Linked DNA regions of Mus musculus: region 1 is linked to region 2. The links are chromatin loops, found by intact Hi-C in ENCODE. Cell type or tissue: left cerebral cortex. All regions are shown on one strand. Each heading gives the region's core, and the rest is flanking DNA. Links, peaks and the distances in the headings are about the cores only.

Region 1 (7,907 bases), core at 1,122-6,121, 110 kb after region 2:
CCCAAGTCTATCTTGGGGAACCAGTAAGTTCATTGAGTTTACTTACAGAACCATGGGCAAGTCCAAGTCAGCTGTGTCACCAAAAGACACACCCTGGGTGATGACAACATACAAAAGCTACATCCCTGAGGCTCCCTGAACAACTAATAGGTGATGTCACCAGAGTCTCATCTCTACAGCAATTGTTATTGATTTGTATAATGTATTAGTAAAATGTTATCATTTATTAACTTATCAAAATAGACTGGGAACACATGCAGACATGGTCTGTTAATATCGTAAGGAGAAAAAGCTTGAGAACTTACCAAACCACCTGAGACAGGGGGCCACATCCTCCCTTTGGCCCCATTAAAAGGACACTTAATGTTGCAGTGCTGTGGTGGTTTGAAAGGAAATGTCCCTCATAGGCTCATAGGAGATGTGGCATTGTTGGAATAGGAGTGGTGGTGATGGAGAAAGCACTGTCACTGCGTGGGCTTTGAGGTTTCAGATACTCAGGCCAGGAAGTGTGGCAGTGTTTTCTGTTGTTTGCCCATTTGAATGTAGAACTCTCAGCTACCTCTCCAGCACCATGTCTGCCTGCATGCTGCCATGCTTTGTGCCATGATGACAGTGGACTAAAGCTCTGAACTGTAAGCCAGCCCCAACTAAATGTTTTCCTTTATAAGAGTTGCTGTGGCCTGGTGTCTCTTCACAGCAATAGAAACCCTAACTGAGACAAGTGGCAACAGACCCACTGACCTGTCTTTGGGCCACCTGGTGCGTGTGTCTGGGATTGAAAACTTCCTGGGGCTCCAGTTCAGCATGGTCCCCACTGCTTTCTATAGCCCACTGAATTATGATCCTTCCACCCATCCCAGTCCTGCACTTCACAGGTAGCTCCTACATCATCCTCCCCAGGGTGTTAAGTTTGAAGCTTAACTCATGTCAGAGATGCCAGAGATATGAGACATTCTCAGAAACTACAAGCTCTGAGTAACCTGGCTCAATAGTGAGACAGCATGTGCCACAGACAATGGAGCTGGCAAGACAAGCCAGCTGGGCTAGAGATGATGTCATTAGGAGGTCCTGATGCCAAGCATGGGGCTGTGTGGTTTGGGGTCTGTGTGCTGGGCTGCAGTCTCACTCTTGTCTGCTCTTGCTAGCCTGTGTTTCCTCCCTGTTGGAATGGGGACACTTGTTCTGTACTGTCAGATATGAGTGACAGACATGGCTAAGTATACATGTGAGTGGAGGTCCCTCAAACATCTAGAATGGGGCACTGAACCCCTGAAGCTAGAAGTACAGGCAGTTGTGGGCTGCCTGATATGGGTGCTGGAAACTGAACTCAGGTCTTCTGCTACAGTGGTATAAACATTTAGCCACTGAGCCATCTCTCCAATGCCTGAAAGTATGAACTGTGCTTTTCTCTTATAGCTCACAGTTAAGGGTTTACCCTGAGTCACAGAAGAGACTTTGGAATTTTGAATCGTGTTGGTCCTATAAAAACCCGGGGGACTTCTAAAGGTGGGCTTAATACATCTTATATTATGAAAGGAAAATAAGACCTGGAATGAAATGTTGTCATTTGAAGAGATCTATTTGGATGACAGTTGACAGGGGTGGAGTCTGTGATGGTGTTCTTCCATGGTCAACTTGATTGGATTAAGAAATTTCTCAGGGACAAGCAGTGGTGGCATGCACCCTTAGTCCTAGCATTCAGGAGGCAGAGGCGAGCAGATCTCTGAGTTCAAGGCCAGCCTGGTCTACACAGAGAAACTCTGTATTGGAAAAAAAAAAGGAAGAAAGAAAGGAAGGAGGGAGGGAAGGAGAAAGGGAGGAAAGGAAAGAAGGAAGGAAGAAAGGGAGGGAGGGAGGGAGGGAGGGAGGGAGGGAGGGAGGGAGGGAGGAGAGAAAAGGAGAAAGAAAAAGAAAAAGAGAAAAACAAAATTCCTAGGGCTGGGGGGACTTTCCACAGAAAAATTGCCAGCCATGAGAACATGAGGCTCTGAGTTTGGATCCCCAACACCCATGTAGGTGTGGTATGACATACTTGTGACACTGAGGGGATGCAGAGACAAGCAGATAGCTCATTGGCCAACCAATGTAGCCAATCAGTGACCTCTAAGTTGAGGGAGAAGCCTCATCTCAAAAACAATGTGGAGAGTAAAAGGAAGACTATCAACACCAACCTTTAACCTCCATATGCACACATGCACACACACATATACATATACATATACACATACATACACACAAACACACATATACACACATACACACACATACACACATATACACATATATACACATATACACACACATACACCCAAATACACATAAACACAGATACACATACACACATATACACACGCACATACATACACATATACACATACACACAAACACACATACATACATACACATACACACATACATACACATACATAAACACACATACACACATACATACACATATACATACATAAACACATACATATGAACACACATACACATATACACATATTCACATACACACATACATACACATATACACACATGCATACACATACACACATACATAAACACACATACACACACGTACATACACATACACACACATAAACACACATACACATATACACACATACACACACGTACATACACATACACACATACATACACATACATATACACATGTAAACATACACACACATACATACACACTCATACAAATACACTATAAGAACAAATAAATACCTATATCACTAATGAGGCACATGTCTGAGCATGCCTATGAGGGCATTGATAGTTAACCCAGGGGTAAGTGGTATCTCATAGGGTTCCAAGCCTGAATAAAGGACAGTAGCCTAAGAGGTGCATTGGCCCACTCCTAGCCTCAGGAATGCTTTCTTTTCCTCAACAAACTGTTTCTGTTTCTGTTCTGAGAGGCAGTGAGGGGTGCAGAGTAGCATCATTCCTGTCTCTGTTTCCTGATTACCCAAATGTGAGCAAGCGGCCTCCCACTTCTCCCACCAGAGCTGAGAGCTGTTCCTCCTGCCAGGCCGTTCCCAGCCAGTACCGACAGCATCCTCAAACTGTTAACCAAAGTAAGCTCTCCCTTCAGTTGCTCTTCATCAGGGAGTTGGCCTTAGCAACAAGAAAAATAACCAATACACAGCTACAGCAAATGATGGGGTTTTTTTTTCTATTTATTTGTGTTTTTAAAGATCCTTAACCAAGGAGACATGGACACCTGAGGAGGAACAGAGTGACTTTGGGCAGAAGGACAGTAAAGGGCATAGGTTTTTGAATCATGATTTTGGAGTCTGTGGGGAGAGAGGCAAAGGAGGCAGATGGCTGGAGGTGGGAGGCAAATTGGAAGTGCGGAGTCATGTTGGCAGAGGGGGTGCACGCCTGAGCAGGAGGGGAGAGTGAGCAGACAGAAACCATTAGACTGATAGCTGGGCTGCTTCTGCATTTATTTTAGAGTTTAACATTTTAAAACAATGTTTAAAAACCAAAACCAATAACGCCTGGTGGCAGTGACAGCGCCGTTTGGGGGCTTTGGGACGGAGTCTGGTGGGATCTAGCTGGCAGACAGGCAGCTAAGAAAGAGGAAAAGGGCATCAAAGCTGCTTCCACTGTGTAGACGGAGGGACCTCTTTCCTTTGCCTTTTAAAAGGTCAAATCGGCTGCTTTGTGGAGAGTAGGTGGGGTGGAAGTGCTGCAGAAACAAGGAGGCTGGACACCGGTCAACGTCTGTGGGCACCTGCTGGGCACCAGCTGCCACGCAGACCACAGAGAAGGACAACTTAGCAGAGGGTCAAGGTGCTGTCTGGCAGAGCTGCTATCTTCTAGAGGTGTCAGACAGTTGATAAACAAATACTTACCTTTCTACCTGTTAATCATCCATCTATGTGTCTGTCCATTCATCCATCTCTCCATCCATCCATCCACCCATCCATCCACCCATCCATCCACCCATCCATCCATCATCTCTCTGTCCCATTCATCCCTCTATCTGTCCATGTATCTGTCCATCTATTTATCCAGCTATCTTTTATCTATCATCTATCTATCATATTTTCTGTTTTATTTTGCAGTACTGGAGATTAAACCCAAGGCTGTAAGCATGCACTTCTGAATGCTGTCTCTAGCCCTATCATCTGTCTACCTGTGGAGGGCCGGCTTGGAGGGCAGGAGCCATTAGGATGTTACTCATATGCTGTGCTATGGGAATTATGGGTCAGGCAATTTTTCCTCAGGAGGCCTGAGCCAGCATCCCTCGTCTTTGACTTCCAGTGGCACTGATTCTAAATGTCTCCAGTCTTTGCCAAAACTCTGAGGTGTGGTGGGGTGGGGGTGGGTGGGGGTGGGCACCACCCTTACCATTGAACGGAGCCAGCATGAGGGCTGTAGATAAGCAGATTGGAGGAGGGGGGTGAGATTTCAGCTGTGTGCCAAAGCAACAGCACAGGATCTGTGGGGATGTGAGAGGAGGAGCAAGCGTGGGGGTGAGCAGGGCTGATGTGGTTTTAAGGTTTGGGGCCCTGAGATGCTAGAGAAATGCAGTTGTTTACTGAGACAGGAAGGCCTAAAGGAGGAGGAATAACAAGAGGAAGCCAGGGCTCTGGCTTGTGGTATGTTAAGCCTGAGGCGTGTTTTGAAGCCACATGAAGGGGATTAGTGGGTAGCTGTCTCAGTTAGGGTTCCATTGCTGTGAAGAGACGCCATGACTGAAGCAACTCTTATAAGGACAACATTTAATTGGGGATGGCTTATAGGTTCAGAGGTTCAGTCCATTATCATCATGGTGGGAGCATGGCAGCATCCAGGCAGGCATGGTGCAGGAGGAGCTGAGAGTTCCACCTCTTGTTCTGAAGGCTGCTAGCAGAAGACTGGCTTCCAGGCAGCTAGGACAGGGTTCTTAAAGCCCACGTCCACAGTGGGCTGTGACACACCTACTCCAACAAGGCCACACCTCCAAATATTGCTGCTCCCTGGGCCAAGCATATTCAAACCACCACAGTAGCTAAATGTACCAGTCTAAGTTCTGGGGATATCCGGGCAAAGTATAAACCACAGCGGTCAAGATAGCAGTCAGAATCCTGGGATACTGCAGGTAGGAATGGTGTGCTGGTGACATTTTAAGTCGGTCTTTTCATTGTGGGTCTGTTCAGATGTGTATACACAAAGGTGCAGCATCAGCAGAGGCAGAGGTGGGTGTCTGACCCCCAGAAGCTGCAGTTGTAGGCAGGTGTGAACCACACAACAATTCTCTCAATCTCTGAGCCATCTCTCCATCCACTAAGGTGGCTGGGTTACAACTTTTGAATATGAGCTGGACCTAGCATCTGCTTCTGGAACAAGCCAGGTGAAGATGCTTTTAGACCTGGGCATGTGATGACAACTAGGATTCTCTCTGCTGACTGGATGAGAAACACTCCAGCTAGCCTTGAAGAAAAGACAGGGCCAAGTTGTCACCACAGCAGAGAGGACTCAATGCAGGGACTACAGGTCTCTTAGAGGCTGCACGTGGACCCCAGTGAACAACCAGAAAGATTCTGATCCACACATACCTGGGTGTGGGTGGAAGTGGAGTCTTCCTTGACTGAACCTGCAGATGAAGACACAGTTCAGTGTGTGATATAGTCACTTCTGTCTCTCATGAGCTCCTGAGTGGAGTGAGCCGTGAAGCTGTGTGAAGACTCCTGATATACAGCAACTAGAACAAGACATGGATGTGTGTGTAGCTTAGATTTATGTGTGTGTAGCTTAGATTTCTCAAAACCTATATTAACAAGGTTCTAAAACGCTTCGACCTCCCTTCTAGCCCACCAACCAAAGGAATGGGGAAAGAAGGTTTAATAGGACAGTGGGTTTGTGTGCCTGTTTAGAAGTTAGTTCTTTGGGGCGATTCCAATCCACCGAATCAGCCCAAGTCCATGGAAGTAGCAAGAATCGGCCGGAATACCACAAGAAGTTCTTTGGTGCGTTTAGCTCTATGAAGTGAAGACCAGGGAAGACCAGCGAAGTGTTGCAAGGTGTAGCACTGCAAGAGCATCCTCTTGCTGTCTGTGGGGTTCTATTTATACTCTTCCTAAACAGCATGTGCCCTCTCAGGCGTCTATTCTACCAAAATGCCACGTGCCCTCTCAGGTGTCTGCTTCAGCAAAACATCCTCTCCCAAGACAGCGTCAAGAAAAATATCACATGTCCCAACCAAGTTTCCAAAGAAACCAGGAATTTCCACCCCAAGTATGCATTAAAGGTGACCATTTATTACACAGCAACAGCACATGAGAACCAGAGGTCTGAGTACCCAGAGCTGAAGGTGAATCTCAAGGGAAGCCTTCAGGCAGGACCCCAGCGGGGACTGAGGTGGGGGGTAGCACCCAGGGTGGAGCCAGAAGCTATGGAGTGTTGTTAGGAAAACGGAGTCATTGCTGAGTCAATGCACAACCCTAGAGTTCATGATGCTTACTGCCACAAACACCAATGAGCAAAGATAGGAATTAAATTCTTAAGTTGTATTTCAGAGAGCTGGAGATCTGAGATGGCAATGTACCAGCACCCTAAAAACTGCCTTTCTTCTCACCTCCGGCCAGCAGGCTTTGTATGGATGGGGACAAAGGCTGTCAATCATGCCAATCATGTTACTCTTGACCCCTGGTCAGGTGGTCAGCCATGGCTCTGAGGTTCACAGGCTGGGGCTTCGTTCAATGTGTCTCCTGCACTTCACATTCATAATTGCTTCTTATTTTGTGTGCAGATGGGTTTGTATATTCCTTCTTGCTTAATCCAAGGCCACTGTGCCTTGAAATCCTCCTGCAGTGCCACCAGGGATATATACAGAGGCATTAACTCAGGACAAACAGAACTATTTACGCTGTCTATGTGCTGACTGCCTCCTATCATATGAAGAACAAATGTATTCTAAAAGCACAGTTCCTGTCCATAGCTCTTGTCTCCTCTCCTTAGGACAGATGATTTGGGGTTTGGAACTCAGAGACTGGGTTTGACCACCTCATGTTTACCAGTGATGTTAGACAATTGTTATAGAATAACACCACACAGAAGCCTGATACCTGTGCCTGGGTCAAGAAGATAATGTCTGGTGACATTTCGGCTGAGGCCAAATCTCAACGGTAACACATTTGCCCAGCATGTATAAAACCCTGGGTTCAATCCTCAGCACCACACATTGGTTCAGATTTAGCAATTATGAAGAACCGTGAGGCTGGATCCTGTTGGTTAGTAACATTAACAGGACTCACTGGCAGTCTAGACACAAGAACAGAGAAAGGAAGAAATCACTCCAAGGGGGTTCTTTTCACCCCAAGGTGGGGGAGTCACCACCTTTTAAAAGAAGCTGTTGGCTACTTTCCCATTGATGCTGGTGCTCAGCATCTCACTTACTTCTTTTTATTTAGTCCGGGACTCGAGTCCACAGGATGGTACCACACATTCGTTGGGTGCTCTTCCCACCTCCCCAAATCTTATGCAGAAACTCCTCGCATGCCCAGGGCTTTGTTGCCTAGGTGATTCCTAGAAGTTGACAATCAGTGTTAACAAACACAAGAGTGAAAATATTATTTTATCAAGATGATATTGAAAGAAATAACTTCTCCGGGATAAAATGTTCCTAGTATGATTAGGATTTTTGAAAGACACGAACAATCTCTATTCCAATGAGTTCATTTACTATACCAACCAGACTCTGAAAAATATAAATCAAAATTGCTATTTGTATTTTTTCTATTTTGTATGAAAACACGATAACTTGGTAATCCCTCAAAACAAACAAAAATTCATTTTAATTTTAAAAGACCACTATCCCATCACATGAATCAAAGCATTCCAACATTTGCCACCGAACTTTCGATATGAACCCATAAGATATGCAGAAGCTTTTAAGTTGAGGT
Region 2 (7,907 bases), core at 1,526-6,525:
AGGGGCTTCTAGGCATGTCTGTGAGGGACTGTCTAGATTTAGTTAAATAAAAGAGGAGACCCACCCTGAGTGTGGTAGCACCATTCCACAGATTAGGGTCTCAGGCCGGATAACGGAAGGATGTGAGCTGAGTTTTAACACACTGCTCTCCACTTCCAGACTGTGGATGTCATGTGACCCGTCACCTCCCAGGTTCCTGCTGCCATGTCTTCCCCCACTTATGCCCCCTTCCCGCCACCCCCTCCCCCATGATGAACTGCACCCATAAACCATGAGCCATGAGAAAGCCTGGAGTTGCTTTTGTGAGTCTTTTGTCAATGATGAGACAAGAACCTACACACACAGCATGCACGGCATGGACAGCACGGACGCCCTCAGGCGTCTGGGTTCCTGGCACTCCGCCTCTCCTTCCATCTGCAAAAGCTGTACAGAATGCTGTGGTCCCCCATCCTCTCCAAAGTGGGCACTCTCTGTTGCCCACTAATCAGTCTCAGGGTCCACTTTTATCCCCTAAACAGGAGTCAGAAGGGCCCCGTGGGGAGCAAGTGTTCAGCCCTGGACAGAAAGCAGAGCCCAGAGTCCCCAGTGTTCATGGCTTCTGTAACTTCTTTGATTTCTCCCTCCGGTACTAAGCTTCCAAAAAGGAATAAGAAAGCAGATAAGGAAAGCAAAATCACGCAAATGTATACGCGCAGGCTGAAAGCAACAAGCCTCAAAGAGCATATGTTTAATGAGGCTGTAAAAAAAAATAAATGAATCCCCAAAATGTTATTATTACAGTCAAATCGTTGTTTATGCTTTCCACTGGTTATAAATAGCCCTCTTCATAACCAAGGGTATTGTTTGTCAAACTTGGGGAACAAAAGACAGCTGTTAGCAGATGCTGGTGAAATGCAGGCAAGGGTAACAGGGGGTGTACGTGGGCAAGCAAGGGGAGGAGGAGCCAAGGACAGACACACCTCACACACAGCCGCTTCCAGATTATTCCAAGTTGGTCCCACACCTCGAGGCTAGCTGAAATTTCTACATGGATGCTTCAGGTCTACCAAGGAAAACGCCCAGCTTTATCATCCTGGACCATAATGCAAACACCTATAAGGTACGGTTGGACTTGAGTTTTCTAAAACTCCAGCTCAGCTTAGCTTTCTTTCCTGTGGATCTTTTGCATTGTTGCTGATATTTGTTTTCTGAGACAGGGTCTTATTCTGTGACCCACACTGGCCGAGAACTCACTCCATGGACTCAGAGTGGCCTCAAACTCATGGAAACACTCTTGCCTCAGCCTCCTAGTTGCTGGTGATTAGAGATGTGAGCCATCACACCCGGCATATTTTGAAGATGGAAGAAATTCACAGTAAAGTAGGAGGCCACCAATGGGCAGCTCTCTTCCTCTACAGTCCCTTGAAGACCAGCAGCTCCCACACAGCATGCTGTTTCCCTTTTTATGTTTGTATATGTGTGAGCATGCATGTACACATGCACGTATGTGGGCACAAGGATACCGTGAAGCACCAGTGTAGACCAGAGGATAACTTGAGGGAGTTGAGTCTTCCCTTCCACCATGCTGTCTCTGAGATCAGACCCAGGTCATTAACCTTGATGCTAAGCGCCTTCGTCTGCTGGCCTTCTCACCAGCTTCCGTATACCATTTCTTTCTTCTTCCTTCACTCTTCCTCCAAAACTAGAGAGGCTGTGAGTACAGCTCCTGGAGGCACAGCCCAGTTGACCCTCATGCCTGCTTTGGCCAACCTGCCTTGAAGGATGGAGTGAGGACCACCTGGCATATAGGAAATGCAGGCCACACCTACTGAGGCTAAGCTGATTCCATGATAGACTTCAAATTGGCAGTTAAGGAGACTAAGTCGATTACTAATAGAAAACAAAGCCTGGGTTCACCCCCACCCACCAGGACTGTGGAGGAAGAGAGCATCCCATTGGTGGACTGTGGAGGAAGAGTGCTGTCCATTGGTGGACTATGGAGGAAGAGTGCTGTCCATTGGTGGGTTGTGGAAGAGAGCCGCCCATTGGTGGACTGTGGAGGAAGAGAGCTGCCCATTCCTCAACAACAGATTCCAGCTCCCATGCCTTTAGAATGCCTAGAGATAGAGTAAGATGAAGCCCATCTATCCCAGAATTCCAATGTGCTTTAAATCAAGCCTCTGAGCCTACTTGCTTGTCTATCTTGGTAATGGGAGACCCCGGCATGCTGGACTTCTGCAGAATAAACACTCTTTGTGTTCACATACTGCCCGGGGTGTCATTCTTTGGTGAATCGTGGACCCTTACACTGTTGTCATGTCTTCCAGAGTCAGCCAAAACAGAGTGTGGTCAGAGTACCCTGAGTGACCACACTGAGACCGCCATCCCTGTCTTCCTTTGAAGGTGTATTTCCAAGACAAGTCAGGAGAGAGAAAATATCTTGCTCAGGAGAGCATCCCAGGTTGGAAGGAGGCTCCTTCAACCTCAAATCTGACTAACAGTCCTTGGAGCAGGGTTACCTTCCAAGCTCGCCCGCCTTGCCTGCTAGATTCTGCTGTCTTCTCAGGCTGTAAGGACCCTGCATGCTGAGGTCAAAAGTGAATATAGAATATAGAGCCACCCAGCAGTATCGTCTACCCCTAAGTACCCTAAGAGCCTGGCCTGTATTCTTCCAACCCTCCAGAGCTGCCCCTTGGCTGCCCCGCCCACCACCTGATGGGCTGCTCCCACCACTACTGCTCTGAGTTCTCATTCTGACTCCAAGGTTGCAGAGCCCAGGCATCGAGCCAAAGCCTGAGGGCTGGAAGGAGAACTGAGACATTGCTCAGATGGCAGACGGGGAGATCAGGCTGGAGACAGCGAGGAATGAGCTTGAGTCCCTGTGCAGAATAAAAGCTGAAAATGTGCCCTTTCTGGCTCTCGGAACCTGTGTCTCCAGTCACTGTGGCTGCCCCTGCTGTGGGGAAGGGGAGACTCCTCACCCACAGGGCACAGGAGAGAGGCTGGACAGTCTGTAAAGCAGGTGTTAGCATAGTGAAGACACAAACTAAGCTCTCAAAGAAAGACAGTTATAAACACGGCCAGAGCACAGGCAAAGGCCAGCCAAGGCACAGCTTCTTATCTGTGCGCAGAGCCTGGCAGTGCCCCTAGGATGGGAAAGCTCTCCAACTCCTGAAGCCCCCGACGCCAAGGACAAGCATCCACAGTCTCTCCTGACTTCAAGTCCACACAGTCCCTGGAGGTCCCCATCCCTGACTCCAGTTTCCCTAAGTCTCCCCCCCCATTCTAGGTAAACATAGCACCTGGAGGACACCCCCAATTCCAGAAACTCGCAGCCCTCAGAAGCTGAGACTACAGAGACATGGTGCAGATTTCTAGCTCCCCTTAGGCTGGTTCCCAATTCCAATACTGTATGTGCAGCTGAATTTGAAGACCACAGAAGCAGAGAAGAAACAGCAACGGGGTGAAGGACTGAGTCCCACAGTGCCAGGCATGTACACACACACACACACACACACACACACACATACCTACCTCACAGAGAGGATGCAACAGAGACATCACCACTCCGCAGGATGGCCCGGAATGTATAGCCAGGGGCTTTGCCAAGACTGCGCTGCCTGGAGTGGATCCCTTTGCCCACAGAGGCCGATGGAGCACCAGGCTGGCCACAGTGGCTCAAGATTGTCTTGTGGGAAAAGGGCCCAGCTCTGTATCCAGGCATGCCTGACTTCCACATACGTTCTCTAGACAGGGCACAGAAACCACAAAGCCTTCATTTCCCCATCTTCAGAATAAGAGTTTTCAACACATAGAGCAATCCCGAGAATAAAACAAAATATTGTGCAGGAAGCAGGGCGCCGCATGAGGTTCACACTGGGTATGGAATAACCGCCGTTCATAGCCACTGCTATGCAAGTCATCTGCCAAGATGCTGTCATTACTGTCATGTGCCTCAACAGAGATGCAGCCACTCCACCTAAGACTCCCTCTATGGAAAAGCTAGGTATTCAACTCTGCCCGACTTTGCATCTATGGAGGGATGCAGATTTTACAAACCAATCACGAAGACCACCTCAGGTCTCTTGGCTAACCCCCTAAGATCAAGCTCAAGGCTCTGTGGGACGGGGTTAACAGATACCAAGCACACTTTCTGAAATCAGCAGGTGCAGGAGGTATTTGGAGGATGCTCCTTGTGGGCCTCCGGGCTCTGACTGCTCCACCTCCTGTTCCCCATCCATTCAATGACTTCACCCAATACTAAGGAGCAACTATATGCAGTTTGACGAGATGGCCGGCAGGGGGTGCCGCCACAGAAGCTCTGCTGCTGAGCGCCTAGATAAAACCTTTCTCTGACCCCCTCCAAGTCAAGTTCTCCAGCACTTGAGTCACGTGGTTGGCTTATGTCCCACCCACACAACCCCAAAAAGGGGGGGGGGGGTCAGGAAGAGCGGCAAGCATGGTGTACAGGCTGCTGCCCTCTCCAGCTCAGTGAGTGACTCACCTGCACCTTGTCTGCTACATACCAACCTACAGGGCCAGAAATATTCTTGTCCTCACAGCCCAACGCAACACTCCCTGCACCTACCAGCGCTGGGCACCTTCTACAAGTGGGCGCAGCCTGAGGTATCCCAAAGAGAAACAAGTGTCCTCTCGACACCTTTGGCTGTGCACAGGGACAACACACTCCTCCCCTCCCTCCTCTTCTTCTCTTCCCTTTGCTGAGCCAGGACTTCATTATATAACCAGGCTGCCCTCAAACACGCGATCCTCCCGTGTGCTGGAATGACAGACATACAGATGTCATCATCCTCCCCTACGCGAGTCAAGCCAATGGGAAGAGCAGCTGGCCCAACATCCCACACACGCAAAATGGTATCACATGCCCGCAGGGCTGTGGCAACACCAAAGGGAACTTCTGTTCCACACAGCCAGCCTAAAGACCAGAAACTCATCAGCCATAGCCTATACTTATTTCTGAGGCCCATTCAAAGTCCAGCGCCGTCCTGAGCGGACTCTGACATGCCCAATTAAGAGAAGAACCTCATTCCCAGCCCGCCTCCTTTTGGCTGCCTGCCAACCCATGGCCTCCCAACCCATGGCTTCCTTGGTTTTCCCTCCACTGTCTGTGTTCTAGCTGCGTCTACAGGCCTCATCTGCCTCCCCTGAACTCCTGGTTCATTCAGTGAGTCTCCAGCACTGTATAAGAAACTCTATAGCTGCTGGAACTTCAGTCCCTCCCTTTCCTCCACATGATTATCAGCTTCTTTTGTTTGTTTTTAAAGACTGATTTATTTAATGATTATGGTGTTCTGCTTGCATACATACATACATGTGCACCACATGTGTGCCTGGTCCCTGCGGAGGCCAGAGAGGGTGTCTGATCCTTTAGAACCAGCTCGTCTGTGAGCTGCATTGGGCACTAGGAACTGAACGGAGGTCCTCTGAAAGAGAAGTACTCTTAACCGCCAAGCCATTTCTCTGGCCCCATGATTGTCTGTGTTTTGAGATGGGGGTCTCAGGTACCCCAGGTTGGCCCCAAACTCATTTTGTATTTGAGAAACTGAATTTCTGATCCTCCTGCCTCCACCTCTAAATGCCAGGACTACAGGTGTTCGCCAGCACACCAGGCTTATGTGCTGCTGGGGTCAAGTGCAGGGCTCTCTGCATGCTAGAAAAGCCCCCTACCAACCGAACCAAGTCCCCAACTCCAGGTCTCTTTGTTTTTGTTTTTTAAAGACAAGGTCTTATGCTATCCAGGCTGGCTTCAAACATAGCCAAGGATGACCTTGAATTTCTGGTCCTCTTTTGTCTCCAGTCTCCAAGTGTTGAGCCCAAGGCCTTGGGCTAACTGAACCACATGCCCAGGCCCCAGAATTAGTTTTTAAAACAACCCTTTTCAGCCACTCTCCCGCTTCACGTGTCCTGCAGGCACCTACGGTCTTCTGCTTCAAGGGGGAGCCTTTGCTTTCTGAGTCTCAAGTGATAGAGAGTCCCACCCCTTTACAGCCCATCCAAGCCCACGTCATCACATGGGACTGGCCACACCAAGGCACTTGCTCACCAGCACGCGGGGTGACTTAACTCTCATCTGCTAACCTCCTGCTGCCTCCCACCACCAGCCCACCCAACCCTCCCACCCACTCCAAACACCTGCCTGCTCCTCTCTATTCAGGGTCAGCTGCTCCTCATGTGACAAACAGCACCTGCAGCCAGATGCCATGTGTCCTCTACAGTGTCAGGTGCCACCTTGTTGGCTTATTTAGTCCCCAGCTCCCCAAGAGACCTTATTGTTCCCACTTCACAGATGAAGCTCGGGACCTCAAAGCTTCCCCAGCGATCTGATCCCGCCTGACAATATTTTAAGATTGATTTACTTAACACACTGTGAGCGTTTTGCCTGCACTTCTGCATGTGCACTTTGTGTGTGTCTGGGGTCCTAGCAGGCCACAAGACAGAGATATCCTAGAACTGGAGTCACAGAAGGTTGGGAGCTGTCGTGTGGATGCTGGGATCTTAACTGCTGAGCCATGTCTCCCTACCCCTGCCCACCAACTCTTCTTCATCGCCACATCAGAGGGACTTACTGTTAAATTACCCAGTGTCTACTTATCGGATGTACATGGCAGCTGTACTGAGCAGGATGCCAGCTGCCCTGTGCCACGTACAAAAAGCAGCTTGGGTAGGGGGCCACTTTTCAGGATAATTAAAGCAAATGGCAACACAGAGGGTGGAGCCCCCACACTAGAAGAGATGAGCAGGATTTTCAAGTCAGCTCCCTTCACTAACTGCACGGAGACATGAACCCTGCTTGGAGTTGTGTAACTCTGGGGCCAAGTTGGGTTCACATGGCCTCTCCTTGCTCTGCCTCCTGGTATGGAGCTCTGGGTAGGAAGCATCCAGGCTTGGCCTTCACTGGACCATAAGGCTAGTGTGGTCACCCAGAGGGCTGAGCATTCAAGGCCAGAATGCCCACACCTTTCTTGGGTGGAAGCCCTCCAGTGTCTGACTACTGGCCAAGTTGATATAAGCTTTGCTGCCGGTGGGTGGCCCTGCAGAAGAGGGGGAGGTGTGCGGGCTTCTGGCTGGGGTGGGGGTGGGAGGGCAAGAACTCCAGGAAAGCTCTCCAAGCAGAGAAGGCACTGGGCAGAGCCGAGCCACATCTGCACAGAGACCTGTGGCTCAGCTTCTATCCAGACCAATGTCTTGGTTCCAAGGCAGTGCGTGGAAGTGTTGACTGCCAACCAGCAGAACTGTCCCATATAAGAATGTGTAGCTGAAGTGACACAGAAAAGCAAAGGACAGAGTCGGCAGAAACAGGGAGAATTACAACGGGCATCAAAACTGGGCATGGCAGTAAACACTTAGTAATCCCAGCACCAGGGAGGCAGAGGCAGGAGGATCACAAGTTCAAGGTCATACTGACCTACCTCGTGAAGCTCGCTTCAAAAACACAAAAGCAAAGGATGTGCCATAGCCTTAAGTCACAGAAGGGTGGAAGGGTGGGTGCCTGCTGCTGCATTATCCTCAGGGAATGGGAGAGTGAGTTAGGTGCCGACTGTACTGGCTAGTTTTGTGTCAACTTGACACAGGCTGGAGTTATCACTGAGAAAGGAGCCTCCCTTGAGGAAATGCCTCCATGAGATCCAGCTGCAAGGCATTTTCTCAATTAGTGATCAAGGGTGGGAGGGCCCAGCCCATTGTGGGTGGTGCCATCCCTGGGCTGGTAGTCTTGGGTTCTATAAGAAAGCAGGCTGAGCAAGCCAGGGGAAGCAAGCCAGTTAGTAACATCCCTCCATGGCCTCTGTATCAGCTCCTGCTTCCTGACCTGCTTGAGTTCCAGTCCTGACTTCCTTTGGTGATGAACAGCAGTGTGGAAGTGTAAGCTGAATAAACCCTTTCCTCCCCAACTTGCTTCTTGGTCATGA

What was found. Hi-C counts contacts between places; a loop is a spot of excess contacts. Peaks named below come from ENCODE experiments on the same cell type or tissue, not always from the same donor. Only the 100,000 strongest peaks of a DNase experiment are listed, where the experiment ranks them.
Region 1: a loop joins it to region 2, with 2.5 times the contacts of the local background. A loop is called at or near these places in 9 of 42 quality-filtered maps.

Annotation. Positions count from the first base shown.
Region 1 is chr8:124,504,776-124,512,682 of GRCm38, forward strand. Gm39280 (a long non-coding RNA gene) reads right to left here and starts at 7,512. Exons shown (of 3, transcript XR_879351.3): 1 at 7,402-7,512; 2 at 5,562-5,707; 3 at 3,443-3,765. In left cerebral cortex, for the core only: no CTCF peak of the experiment used is centred there; DNase peaks (open chromatin) are centred at 3,020, 3,341 and 4,398; H3K27ac peaks cover 2,534 bases.
Region 2 is chr8:124,394,751-124,402,657 of GRCm38, forward strand. All of the region lies in intron 1 of Pgbd5 (piggyBac transposable element derived 5), which reads right to left. Among named protein-coding and RNA genes, the nearest start is that of Pgbd5, 35 kb to the right of the region's middle. In left cerebral cortex, for the core only: a CTCF peak has its summit at 4,289 (motif pointing right); DNase peaks (open chromatin) are centred at 2,764, 3,907, 4,290, 4,759 and 1 more place; H3K27ac peaks cover 4,571 bases.